Regions from separate parts of the Mus musculus genome. Here region 2 is linked to region 1. A link is a loop called in an ENCODE intact Hi-C map of the cell type or tissue named here. Cell type or tissue: heart. All regions are shown on one strand. Links, peaks and the distances in the headings refer to the core of each region. The heading gives the core; the rest is flanking DNA.

What was found. Hi-C counts contacts between places; a loop is a spot of excess contacts. Peaks named below come from ENCODE experiments on the same cell type or tissue, not always from the same donor. Only the 100,000 strongest peaks of a DNase experiment are listed, where the experiment ranks them.
Region 2: a loop joins it to region 1, with 6 times the contacts of the local background. A loop is called at or near these places in 6 of 42 quality-filtered maps.

Annotation. Positions count from the first base shown.
Region 1 is chr12:7,975,446-7,983,286 of GRCm38, reverse strand. It overlaps Apob (apolipoprotein B), which reads right to left and starts at 5,610. Exons shown (of 29, transcript NM_009693.2): 1 at 5,427-5,610; 2 at 5,036-5,074; 3 at 3,919-4,034; 4 at 2,642-2,787; 5 at 105-258. The coding sequence starts at 5,508. In heart, for the core only: a CTCF peak has its summit at 4,544 (motif pointing right); no DNase peak of the experiment used is centred there; H3K4me3 peaks cover 292 bases.
Region 2 is chr12:7,901,632-7,908,513 of GRCm38, reverse strand. No RefSeq gene overlaps it. Among named protein-coding and RNA genes, the nearest start is that of Apob, 73 kb to the left of the region's middle. In heart, for the core only: a CTCF peak has its summit at 2,984 (motif pointing left); no DNase peak of the experiment used is centred there.

The DNA.
Region 1 (7,841 bases), core at 1,421-6,420:
ATATCTCATCAACAGGCAGTGTATTTTATCTAAGCTGAGGCTGGCCTCTGACATGTGAAGAGGACTTTGAAAAGTCCACTATCATCAACGTCTAAGATTCTCACCAGGAACAACTCTTGTTGGTCCTCTTCTGTCTCTGGGGGAACCAGAAGAGCAGAGATGATGCCCCTCTTGATGTTCAGGATATATTTAGGTTCATCCTTGTCAGGGTAAAGAACAATTTGTTTCCCTTCAGGAATGGCCAGCTTGAGTTCGTACCTGCCCAGGAGAAAGGAGTCACATGTTCACAGAAAAGCCATCCTTCCACTGAGAGCCCACAGAGGGAGCTGGGGACGTGGGAAGCTCCTCTGTGGTTCTTCTTTCGATGGATTTTCTTTATACACATGTTTCCATTCCCATACATTCCCCCAAAGTCTTCAGATAATGGTAAGTTTTTCTTTCTTTTTTCTTGCCTTTTAAATTTTTTGTCTGGGCTCATCCCCCACCCCATCCCTGCTCCCCATGTCTTCCTCCAGTCTCCCTGTTTCTGTGGGCATCACTGTGTGTCCTTCAATATCAGCTCCTGTTCATATGACTCCATACAGACTCGGGAGGATGACAACCCAGAGATCTTGCCATGTTTTACAGGGAGGACACTGCACTATGTGTGCTTTCTTCATCTGGATTGTGATTTTCTTATTTAATATATTCCAGAAACATCTGAATCACTTGGTGTAGCTCCACTCGAGTCTTTACTAAACTTTACACAGCATCATGTTCTTTGTTTATATATGGTTCCTTAAACAATGCAGCATTTAATCACAGGGCCCCCAATGGAGGAGCTAGAGAAATTACCCAAGGAGCTAAAGGGATCTGCAACCCTATAGGTGGAACAACAATATGAACTAACCAGTACCCCGAAGCTCGTGTCTCTAGCTGCATATGTATCAAAAGATGGCCTAGTCGGCCATCACTGGAAAGAGAGGCCCATTGGACATGCAAACTTTATATGTTCCAGTACAGGGGAATGCCAGGGCCAAAAAGTGGGAGTGGGTGGGTAGGGGAGTGGGTGGAAGGGTATGGGGGACTTTTAGGATAGCATTGGAAATGTAAATGAGGAAAATACCTAATTAAAAAAAATAAAACAAAACAAAAACAACAACAACAAAAAACAATGCACCATTTGAGAGCATTGTCATCCTCTCTTCCTGGGTTTATTTTGTGGTCACCCAGATGATATTGAAAGAATCATCCACATACACATCTATTTTCACACATGACTGTTTTTATGTAGATGGGACAGAGTTCTAGAGATGAGAATTGTTATGTCAAAGTACAAATATTATCAACTGGATATATAAATATCAGTATTGCCCTGTGGCTTTAATTTCTACCACTAGTGTATGAAAATATACTATTCTTCCCTCTAGCAATGAGTACTGTCTCAACTTCTGCAGCTTAATGGGTGTGGAGTGAGAAATTCTCTCCTAATACATTATTTGCATTTCTCCACTTCCAGTGAATCTGAGTTTCTCTTCATACAGTTGTCAGATGTTCACTTTTTAATCCACTCTCAGGCCAAGATGGAAGTTCAGGTTAACTATGATCTTAGGTGGGTGCTGCCTTTCTCTTGGGGATTGCTTGAGCTGTCAAGGCTCTGAAGTTCACAGGGGAAGAGAACCAGGTCCATCTCCCATAGCTCTGAACCTCTCAGAATATTCTAGACACAGCAGCACAAGCCTGGCAAGTCCTTGTGGTCAGGAGGAGGAGTCTCTTGTGTTTATAGCTGAGAAAGGACCATAGAATAGCAGCCACTCTCTCCTGCCGCCGCAGCTTTCCCCTCTCATCTAAGTCTCTAATAAAGTAATATGTTCTGACAGAAGACAGGAACATTTTTTTTGTTGCCTATTTCTCAGGGAAAGGACTAGGTTTTGACATTTAGCAAATCTAAAAATAGGCAAAGGAAAGTATCCCCCTACTACCACGTTAACATCCCTGCATCTACCTGTATTCCATTCACGTAAGGCTTCCTAAACTAAGTGGTGTAAGGCAAGGGTGGTGTTGAAAATACTTATTGTCCTGCACTGTCACTGTTGTGTTGGGAGAGATGCCAGCTATAAATGACAACACTGGTCTTCAGTGCACAGTGGCTGCATAGCAGTCATGGGTAGGAGACTGCTAAGGTACTGCTGGCCCTTTGTCCTGTGTTGAACGGATGCCACACTCTCAAACATATAGGGGTCCACACAGCCTTATGATCTCAGAGTAGCAACTGCTGCCTGATCCACCTGAAGGCCCCCAGGCATCCCCTCGTTTGATTCTATAAACAAGATCTCGCTTGTTTAAACAAACCATCTCAGCTTTATAGCCTTAAAAGTGCTTCAACCATGAGATCTGTTAGAAGAACAATTTAAATGATAATCAAGGGAGCTTAAGTAGAGGAGAGTCGATAATACTTCCCTGTTTTAGATAGATGTGAAAACTTCACAGCATCCTGATCTGTGGTAAGCACTGAATACAAATGTCAGCACTCAAAGGCATGCCTGACATGAGCGCACACACTAGTATCCCCTCGGACCCATGCATATGCGCATGTACCACGGTCAACTCATGTAGTGTTCACAAAGCTCAGATACTTAAAAGACATAATCCCACACCTTACCTGGACATGGCAGCTGCAAACTCTTCAGAGTTCTTGGTTTTCTTCATCAAGGCCTTGCCCTCAGGGTTGAAGCCATACACCTCTTTAAGGGTACACTGGTTGGTCCTCATGATGAAACCACAGATTTGGGGGACCTCCAGCTCTACCTGAGAACAGAAAGTAATAATACATTGATGTTCTCCATCTAGAATAGGACATATTTCTGCAGCCCAGTCTCCAATCAGGACATGGAGGGGAAAGTATTTGGGTTATGGTCAGAGAGTCACCAGAACCACATGTTCTAAACACATCTCACGGATCCCTTGTCTTGGCTTAGCTTTCTTCTTCCTATGTTAAGATGTTTATGTTTGCATCTGCTATGCACGGAAGGGAGAATGTCCTTGTGTTGGTTTTTAATGTACTCACTTTACATGTAAAGAGTTTGGGGTGATTGCTTAGCAGAAATGCAGAATGGAGCGAGACTTAAGAAAAGTAAATGAAGCAAACAAAAATAAATAGCAAGCAGGAAAAGCGAATGCTTTCCTGACATCGTTTCCCCAAACCATAGCTATGAGCCTGATGAGAGCTTCCTATGTGGGCAGAATTGAAAGGGACCCTTGGTTGTTTTCTGGAACCATTTCAGAACACTCCAGTGAGATGGAGAAGCTCGTGTTTGTGCTGTCTGACCTAATGCGGCAGCATGAGCCACAGGTGTGTGTTGGCTACATTGAAATATGGCCAGTGAGAATAAAAGTTGCATTTATTCAACTTAAATGGCCACAGGTAGCCAATGCCCATTGCGTTTAACTCTACAGACCAGCACTATGGTCCACGAGGGAAGAGGATAACTTAGCAAATGGATTTCTCTTCCCACACAGACCTCAATAGCAGCTCTTGGCTATGCTTTATGAGAACAGACAGGTGTCTAACAAGTCTCCTGAGAAGCAGCCTATCGTTTGAACAAACCAGGTATTTAAATGTTTCTCCATTTTATGCTTGACACCATAAATGTTGCATGCCCAGCGTTCTCCTGCAAAGACCACCTTCTTTTCTGTACTCACTGGATCTCTCTCATGGTCAGATCTACATGCCAATCCTGCTGGCTTCCTAGACCATGCCCCCCAATTACACTTTGGAAGCTAATGGGAGGAAAACTTGGCTGGAAATTTGGAAGTCTTCATTCAAGTGGGGTATCGTCAGTTGAGGTGCTGGGAAGTGCTAGAAGGTTCTATGAGGGGCTCCTGGTGGAACAAGGCTAGGCTTCAGCTGCAGGTTTCTCCAGCCCTTGTCCTCCGTACCTTACAGTTGATCTTGGTGGCGCTTCTGGAGTCAGCTGTGCCCTGGACACCGCTGGAACTTTCAGCTTCATAGTTGTACACGTACTTTCGGAGGTGCTTGAATCGAGTTGCATCTTCTAAAGTGAAGAGGAAATAAGTCAGCCCTGGAGATGAAACAACTCTCTAAAGGCAGCCGCTGCCAGGCAGATTGGGACCGTGGCACAGGCGATAAAGGTCACTGAGCACGAGTTAGTTGTGCTTGACTTTGTACTACACACCATTGGTCTCTATAGACTTAACATCGCCACCATCTTGGCTGAGAATGGTGTTTAATCATTTGGGATTCCACGAAAGGGAGGGCCAAGCATCGATTAAATGGAACTGCAGAAATCCATGTGATGAGCCTTTGAAATTTTAAGTTATCAAAGGGACAGGGCTAAGTGTTTTCTCAGTTTGAAAATGCTATCGTGACTAGAACCTATGAAGTACCGGACACAAAGTTAGCTGTTAAGGCTGTCTGGTTGACTTCTAGAAACCCCCTCCATAAAAAGAAACTTCTGGCAGATTCCACTGTCCATGACAGGAATTTTTTGATTGTGAGAAAAATAACTGGTTAGGAACCCGGATGTAGTACTGCCATATGGCCACCAGATGGAGATGCTGCCCCATCAGAGGAGAGGCCAATCCTAGCGCTCTGCGGAGGAAGCTGGGTATTGCGGCAAAGCCTGATCCTCTGACCCCTAGGGTAGAGTAAATAGGAAGGGGTGGAGGGGTCTGGTGTTCTGCACAAAGGTTAAAGTCGGCATTTCTTCATCCTCACATACTCTGAATCAGTGATTAGTCATCGATAAACAGCACAGCAATGTCTCTCTACAGTGCCCACAGTCTCATCGCTACCCCACTTCAGAACCAAGTCTTGGTACAGACAAGAAAGGCAATACACAAAGAGCAGAGATCCTTTGTTGGAGGAGTCTGGGTGCACAGAGACTCAAAGTCTTCACTTGCAGGGGTCTGAGCAGTGCTTCCTAATCCGAGCAAGCAAACGGGTTCTACGTGGGAGGAACGGGGGCACAGGAGGGTGGATGGAGAGGAGCGTCAGGGTGAGAAGTACCAAGGCGGCCAGTGAAAAATGCCTTACTTGGACAGCTGAAGCTTAAGTTTTCCAGGACTTCATCTTCTGTAAGAGAAAAGGAGAACCTTGGCTTTCTTGTGTTTTCCAGTGGGTTCCATGGCCTGACAGGAGGGAGCCCTCACAACCTAAATTATCTTAGAGCTATCCAGAGCCTTCTTTCTAACTCCCCTGTACAGTGCCCTCACCCGGAACCCAGGAGCCTGCTAGATCTTGTTTTTTTCATCACCCCCCGCCCCCTCCCTAGGACCCTGCGGCTGCCTTCCCTCTCACCTAGCCCAAGCTACCTAATAGCCAGCCTGCCACCAGTTTCTACCCCAGGATGTAACTGGTGGTCTGTAGCACAGCCCAGCGCTCTGTCCCCACGCTGGCTTTCTCCCAGGCTTCCACCCTAACTCACGAGCCCAGACGCTGGTGTCCAAGAACAGTAGCAGGAACAGCAGCAGTAACGGCGTCCGCAGGGCAGGCTTTCGTGGGCCCATGGCGGATGGATGGTGGGGTGGCTTCCTGGCTGTGGCCTGGCCACGGGCCTAGCCCCTGCTGCTTGCTCTACAGGGTCTTCGGAGGCGGAGCTCAGGCAGGTACTTGATCCACTGCAGGCACTGATGAGACTGCCTGGCCCTTTGAAAAGTGCTCCATTTATAGGAGGAGCTGGCTTAAGGAGAATTGCCAAAGGTCCAAAGGGCACGGCCCGGGCCTGTTTGCTTTTCCATACAAGCGCATTTCTAGGTGGATAAGACTGGATCTGATGGTGGTCTCACTGCTGGTTCAAACGCCGCCACCTGGGGCTCCCCCCACCCCCGAACTTGTGTTTCTTTCCTCAGGGGGTCGCAGGTCGATAGTGGACTTATTATCCCGTCAGCATGCCCTGACTTTCTCCAGGAGACCACCAACCATAGGGATGATGTCATACCCTGTACCCCGCTCCTGCTCTGACTCCGGAGCCCTTTGGAAAAATGTTCTTTACGCACTGGTGGGGGCTTCTTCCTAAGCTCCTTCCCATTTTGGTGGACTTTGGTTTTGAATAAACAATCCTGTCCTAACTAATTTAGCAAGGTGGGAAGAGAAAGGGGGAAGTCTGGTGTGTGCTTGGGTTTGGTGTCCAAGTCTCACAGAAAACTAGTGAAGAGGGGGGCCCAGAGATGATCAGCTCCCGGGGTCCACTGTGGGCAGCGCCAGTCATGGAAGAAAGCTGGTGGGGTGGAATTGTGATGGTCTGGAAGGCGAATGTCTGTGATGGGCTGTGTGGTCTTAGCACCTCCAGTCTAGTGGCGAGGCAATCTGCCCCACAGACAGGGAGCTTTGGGTGAGCAGGGCATGGCGAACATCACTCTGTATGGGTGTTTGGAGCCAGAGGAGTGGAAATGGGTCGTAGCCTAGGGACAAAAGTCGTTAGAGTATGTCAGGTGTGTGTGTGTGTGTGTGTGTGTGTGTGTGTGCGTGTATATATAGGTTCATGGGCATGCACGCATAGAAATGCATGAACCTGTGTACATGCATACAGAGGCCATAAGCCAACTTTGAGTGTTTTTTTTTTTTTTTTTTTTTTTTAAAGATTTATTTATTATATGTGAACACAATGTAGCTGTCTTCAGACACACCAGAAGAGGGCATCAGATCTTATTATAGATGGTTGTGAGCCACCATGTGGTTGCTGGGATTTGAACTCAGGACCTTCGGAAGAGTAGTCAGTGCTCTTAACCACTGAGCCATCTCTCCAGCCCTTGAGTGATTTTCAAAATCACTCTTTACCTTAGCTTTTGAGGCACTGATCCTGGAACTCGCTAACTAGCTTGACTTGACCAGCTGCAGCAAGCTCCAAGGACTGTGTGTCCAAGTCCTCAGCCCTGGGGCTCCAAGAGTATGCTGTGTCTGTCTTTATCCAGTGAGCGCTGTACTCAGGTCCTCTTGGTCATAGGGCAAGCACTTTCTGTCCAGGACCTACAGTGTGGCACTTCTGCTTGATTCATGTGGCAAGCTTCTTTTGGAATCGTTCAAATGTTCTGATGAGTCTCCCCGATGCTTCTAGAGCATCGGCTATGGACCCATAGAGCAGCAGACACAGCCTCCCTTGAGCAAACACACCCTCCCATTTTCTCAGAAGAGACTCATCATCACATTTAGTCACTCTCTGTGCCTGACTCTTCATATCTGTCCTCACTGAGATGGTGACTGTAGCTACAAATTCCCCATGGGCAGCTAAACTCCCTTTAGTGGTTTGCTGCTTTGGGTTGTGCATGCCCATGTCCAAAGGTGGTCATTTTAGGGGTCTCACCTGAAGGCTAGCCAAGACCCACAGCACTAAAGGACGGGTAAAGTTATTACTCGGAAGCCTCTTTTCTCTGAGCACGGAACTAACACTGTTAGTGTTTGGAAATGGTTCTGCTTCCCCGCTTTGCTCCAGGGGAACTGGGCGAGAAGAGAAACAGAAATGAGAAGGGGAAGGATTACAGTAAATGAACAAAGTCCAGACTCTCTCTGTTGCTGACAGAGGAAGCCCATGACCTATTGTTAGCATCATTGGGGGATGTCATTTCTACGACTTGGGTATGAAGTATGGATTCAATAACCTGGATGCAGAGAAGATGCTGAGATACTCGGATGCTCAGAACCATCTCTACAGCAAAAAGCTCAAGCCTCTGAAGTCTTGAGTTCAGCTAATTTTTCTTCTCTTGGTGGCCTCTGGAGAATGTCCCCTAGGCTGGGGCTCAGCCTCTGTTCTTATCTGTGGACAGGGTCCAGTGCACAGGCACCACACAGCAAATGTCACAGTGCTGAGCTGACAGAGGACACTCAGAAATGCTGAAAGGGCCAC
Region 2 (6,882 bases), core at 951-5,950, 74 kb after region 1:
CCATCAGTTTTCCTTCCTCTTCCATCTTCCTGTTATTTCTTTTCCTTCCCATAATCTCATTTCTGTTTTCATGTCATATACAACATGTGTGTTCATATATAAGATTTTGTGTATCTACATAAGATCTAGGATCCATAAATGAGAGATACCATACAATACTTCCCTTGCTGCATCTGTTTATGTTGGTTTACCTGATGATCTGATGATCTCTAGTTACATCTACTTTCATGCAAATGGAATAATTCTTTATGATTGAATAAAGCTTTATTGTGTAGATATACCACAATTTCTTTATCTAGTCTTCTGTTGAAGGGCAGCCACACTGACACCATAACTTGACTAGTGTGAACAGTAGGAGTATATGTGCACTCACAGTGAAGGCCTTGGCATGTTTAGGCAAGTTAAATGTTTAAGAACAGAGGAAATATATCACATGCAATGCATATAGAGAACGTCTAGCTAAAAATATTGAAAGTAAACATTTGGCCTATAGAGAAATAAGCATCTGGTTTGGGGGTATCTCAGTAAGAAGACACTAGCCCAGGATATGAAAGGCCCTGAGTTTCATTGCCAGCATCCTAGCAACACACACACATACACACACACACACACACACACACACACACACACACACACACACACACAGAGGATAGAGAGTCAGAGAAAGAGAGACAGAGACAGAGACAGAGAGAGGATGGTGGTAATCAGAAAAAAACCAGAGAACTGGTTAAATATAATGAAGGCCAGTGATGTGATTCTAACTCATAGGCAGAGTATTTTATTGACATATGCAATGTAGCCATGACTTCCATCCTTGGTACTGGGGGAGAAAGTCAGTAAGCTTAATAAATTGGGACCATAGTTCTTGACAGTTGTGGATAAAATGTATAAAATCATTTCCAGGGTGTAAGGTTGCAAAAGTTGTTTTGTATCAATAATACTAAAATTCCCACATTCTTGCCAGATGCTTATATGTATATTTTTGGCGACTCACTGGACTTCAAATTTTATATTTGATCCAATTTACCTTGACATTTTTAGAGGACACAGAGAACATCATGAAAGTAGCTGTTCTGCTTTGTAATCAGGAAGGGGTCTGAAGTATATTGGAGATGCTTCCTGCCTTTGTACATATGCTACCTTTGCCTGGTTAATTCAAGGACTTCATTTTAAACTTTTGTATGCCATCGCAATAGGGCCACATAGTAATATCTACTTTTGTACTTCTGTAATCCGTAGTGCAAATGAGCCAGCAGTATGTATTATTTATTACAATTCAATTTCCAACTTCTAAAAGGATTCTTCTTTAAAAAGATCACAATGACTTTCCTAGGAAATTAATTTAATTTTTAAAAATGTTTACTTGTATTTTGTCTTATTTCCCTACAGCTCAAAATCATAGCTATTCTAGGAAATATTAACTGCTCTTTAATTTCCACTTGGCAAGCTCACAAGGACACTTCCTGTATATTTTTACAAAGAGGCTGGCCTGCTGCCTATGTGTGCAGCCTTTATGGAGAGATGACCATTTTTTTTTGTCCTATTGGTGAGATAGAAATAGATCTAAATGACATTTAAGATTGTTTCTTAACCGTCAGGCAGGATGTTTGAAGAGGCCTTGCTTATAAAACGAACCAAATGACAGAGAAACTTCAGTTAGGAATCAGAAGGAAAGAGAAGAAAATCTGAAACAGTAGAATTCGGGGATGTGAGAGTGACCCCAGTGGAGGAAGAAGTGGGTTGGAAAGCAAGATGTCTTGGTCTCTTGCACCTGCTCAGGGAATCCTGTTCCAGCTCTACACAGCCTGATATCTCAAGTGGCTCCTGGAAAACCAGTGAGACAGAACAAAGGACCCACGTCCAGGGTGATGGCTGATTTGCTTCCTCAGTCTTCACGGAAAATCTCCTCTCCCCTACAGAGTCACGGGCAAGCAAATTAAATTCAGCAGGACAGTGTAATCAATCTCCCATGGATTACGCAACCGCACCGTTATTGGCCGAAAATTGTATTTAAGTTTTATACTAAACAATAAAATTAGATTTGCACACGGATGCTGGTCTCTGGGGTCTTAAGTCTCTGCTTCCCCCCTTAAGCCCCCAGTTCTTTTCACGATTCCGACAGGAGAAGAACATAAAAGTGTGTGCATAAATTTGAGAATATGTTTGGGTCTCAAGAAGTAAATTCAGATGCCAACCCACTGGATTTGGCTGGCCATGGATGCTGTGAGACTTTCGGGATAAGGAGAAAGGCAAGAGGTCATGCTTCCAAGTCCACGGGGGTTAGAAATAATTCAGGAATTTTCTTTGAGAATTTAGAGTAGAAAATGATAGGGTAGGAGTTGAAGAGAAAGGGGTGAAGCTGGCTTTATCCACCCGGAAGAGGGCACATTCACTCACTGTTGGATGAGGAAGAGTTGTGTGAACAGGAAATGGAGCAGAGCTGTGATGGACGGGTGGACCTTAGCGAATGGCTAGTGCAGGAGCTCACAGGGCACAGTGGAGAAGAGGACCTGAGTATTCGGGCCAAGTCTGTCCAGGAGGAAGGCACTCCGAATCAGAACAGAATAGAATAGAATGAATTGGAAGCAATGCTGTCTTTCCATGTACTTATTCTTTGGTTGAGATACTAAACTGTGTCTATTAAATATTATAGCTACACTCTGCTGACTAGTCCCTAACCCATTGCTTACAGTTTGAATGATTTCTTTAAGAGCCATTGACATGAGAGGGGGGAGTTTGGGCACAGGAGAGGGGTATGCCAGAACAAAGGAAGAGACAATGTGTTGGCTTCAGAGATTCTCTTCTTTCTAAACTGTACCAAGAAACACACTGCCACAGGTATTGGATTGTCCACGCTCCCCCGAGTTTGAAAAGGAAATGATGAAATTTAACTACACCATAAGTAGAAGAAACATCTCCCTTTAAGAATTTGCAGGGTGACTCTGACACTTCCAGTAAAACAGTCACTAGCAAAGTCAGTGCTGCCTTCTGGTGGCAAGACAAAAAAGTGTCTAATTTGCCCCAGTGTAGGGGAATGCAGTGTCAGGGAAGCTGGAGTGGGTGGGTTGGTGAGCAGGGGGAGGGGGGTGGGTAAGGGGGTTTTCAGAGGGGAAACCAGGAAAGGAGATAACATTTGAAATGTAAATAAAGAAAATATCTAATATAAATAAAGAAAGAAAGAAAAGAAAAAGAAAAGGCACATAGAATGCATCTTGATCATATCCACCTCCTCTCCTCTCACTGCTTCAGCTCTCCTAGGGCTCCCCTAGGATCGCTCCCTCCCAGCTTCATCAGGTTCTTTTATTTTAAACAAATGTTATTGAATCCAATTAATATTGCCTGTATACCCACACACTGGGGCATAGCAATCTACCAATAGGTACATATTCCTGCAAAAATGTTACTCTCCTTCTTGATCCTCAGTTAGGGGCAAGACATCTGAGACCCCTTCTCTATCCACGCTGGATTTTAGTTGGCTTGATCGTGTACAAACAACCACAGCTTCGGTAAGTCCCGGCATGCCACAGCTGTGTTGCTCAAAAGACAGTATTTCAAACAATTCCTCCTCATCCTCTCTTATATTTTTTCTGCCCCCTCTTCTATGATGGCTAAATACAAAAGACTTTCTTATTATTGCTCTTGATTCTTTGAGAATTTTATACAAGGTATTTTGTTCATATCCAACTCCTGTCCCCTTAACCACCCAGCTTTGTGTTCTCATTTAGTGAGAAAAAACAAACATGAAGTCCTGTTTCTGTTGTTGGTATAATTCTGGTGGGTGAGCATCCATGGGAGTGTGGTTGACCTATGAGGGACCACACACTTAAATAAAATTGACTCCACCTCTCCCAACAGCTATCAGTTACCAGTAGATCTCCATCTAAGGGTTTGAATTGGTACCTACCTCTTTCATGGAATTTTGTCTGTCTTGAAGTTGTCCGGCTTCTGTGTAACAACTGCTGTCAATTCATATGAGCACAGACACTACTGTGCCCAAAAAGCACCATTTCTTTGTAGTCAACAACTGTCTCTGGCTCTCTCAGTCTTTCTGCTTACTTTGAAAACCAGACATCAGTGAATTTAGTTAGGTCTAACATTCTAGAAAGTGGGCAGAAGACACATATAACCGTAGGCTGTTGAAACATGAGAGGGAGAGGAAATGCATTTGTAGCTGTGACCAAAGTATGTAACATGTTGGATGTGGAACAGTTAGATGAAATATTAAGCTGGGCAACAAGAAAAGAAAATTAATGTTTCAATGGTGGGCTCTGAGAAGAGCTGTGTTGGCTGTTTCTCATTGGTTACTGAGATGAAGGAACTTACCTACTACCAAAAATTTGTGTGCTAAGAAAATCATTGCCCCTGAGAAGAATGTGGGTAACAGCAGTCAGATGCTCTGTGTTATAGTCTCAGTTAAGGTTTATATTTATTTTTATGTTTATAAAACATAACCTTGGAGAAAATGGAGGAAAAGAGAGAGGAGACAACCTGCAAACCCAAGGAACACCTGTGGTCGCCAGCACGCTGCCCATCCACTGTCATAGCTCCTTCCCTGCTCTGTGCCTTGGTAGACCAGAACTCTCAGAACTCCAAATACAACCTATGCATGCGTACATTTGCCTCTTCAATCACTCATTTGGATTCACTGAGGATAGACAATGTGTTTGGCATTGTTTCCATAAATCGTGTTGGAGAAACAAACATAAATTAATAACAATAATCATGTCCCTACTTGTTATCACAGGTGAGAGACACTGTTAAGGTAAGAAGGCATGATTGAATTTAGTGATCCTTAAATTCTCATATCTCTAATGATTGATGGATGGGTCACCCAGATACTTGGACCTTTTTTTTTTAAGTACTAAAATTAGACTACTTGCCTTGAAAAATAAATTTTTACTTAGACACTAGCTTACCCATTTTCTTAATTCCTAAAAAGCTTAAAAAAATTAACAAATTGCATGTTTTACCCTTTATACAAGTGCCTTATTTAATAGATATATGCAGAAATATACTATTATTTTCCATATGCTTTCCCCAAGACTTTTTATTTCAGTGATTATATGACATCACACACTATAGTTCATTCATCTGCAACATATAGTTAGCAATTTTTTTAACAGGTAGACAGTGGCAACAATCAGATCTTGGGTATAATAAGTTTATACACCTTATTTTGTAGTGTTCATTTGTACACAATCACTAAGTTGGGGTATATATGCTATATAAAATCAGGTACTCCTTCTCTTAAATCATTTGCCTACATTCTTGGGTTTTCTATACCAGAGCTATCCCTCAGGCATATTGTATTGGCTCGAAAAGTCATCAAAGAGATGGATGACCACAGTATTCTTACTTTTTCTAGGGTTTCCAGAGAAAACAAGAATTCTCAGTTAAATTTGTATCTCAGGAAGACAGCTCACAGTGTTTTAATAGTGTATTTATACTAAATTATCGTCTGCTTATCTGACATTCAACTTTAATTACATCCCATATTTTTACTTGCTAAATCTGGTAACTCTCCCCTGGCTTGGCTTTCAGCATGTCTATTAACAATTCAGTGTGTGCCAGCGTATAGTGTTGCTAATGCTGTGTTTGCCTCTCACAGAATACAAACAATATAGGATAAGTCACAAGAATTTTTGCTGATGCAAATATTTTGAATATCTGTCTATTGGGTATTTGAGGGAAATTTACACTCTGGGAATATGAACAATAATACACAGGAATGGCAGAAACATATTCTGGTTTTGTGAACTGTGAATGGGACAACAAGGGAAGGAAAGGAGAACATGAAACCTGTCCAAGTGTTTCTGGCTTGCAGTTGCCTTGGGCCCTTAGATAGACTATTATCATTAAAGAGTACACACAAAATGCTAGAATCTAGGGACTGAGCCCTTTAAAATGATTCTGATTGCCCTTGGGTCTGGCACTTTACCCAGACTCAGAAGTCTTTTTTTGGCAGAGACAGCCTTTATAGTGACATTTGAAGTGGGATGCATTGCTCACAAGATCTTCCCAGAGACTCTCTCCATCAGATTTCAGTAAGGAAAGTATGATAAAGTAGAGGATCTACTGGTGACAGGATGCGCAAGGCACATGTAGTATTTATGACAAAGTGAAAGACATTGGTTTTAGATTTTTAGAATTTATTAGCTTTGTCTAAAAGGAAATTTGCTAAATACATTTTTCAGGAAACAAAAAACGTTTAAGATGAAAACAATAAAAATTCCACTGAAGAAGATAAGAACAAACTATTGATCAAATTCAAAGAAATGGGAAAAAAAAAAAAAAAGGCAACGATAGCCAAGGGGAAGAAACGTGAAATGGAAAACAGAGAGATTAACCAAAAGATAGTAACAAAAACTTGTCAATAAGAAAGGAAATGATAAAAGCAAAATACAGAATAAAGCTGGAAACAGTCACACACACATTAGAATAACGGAATTATGAAAACTATGCCGATAAAATAAAAACCTAGAGAAATGTATAAATCGATAGCAGTTATTCTTTTCACTAAACATTCACTGTGACTTCTGGGTTTCTATCATGAATAGTCACAGCAGGCTGAGTCTTTCTTCTTGATCAACCATTGGGCAAAAAGAGACCCAGAGTGATACCCTTTCCGCCATAGCAGTGTGACACACCCCTATAAGCTATGCCAGATTTTTACAAACTTGCCAGTCCACCCTATGCCACCCCCTGAGTCACGAGGCTGAAGGATGCCCATTTGGAGTTCAAACTGCTCAGGGCTGGGTATTTGCAACCTTCACTGTGTATCCATCCAGTGAGCGAGATCCTCCCTCGTGCAGCTTGTCAGCCATCTTCTTTGCACGTGGCCTCTGGCTCAGCAACTGGGCATCCTCAGGTCACAAAAGGCAC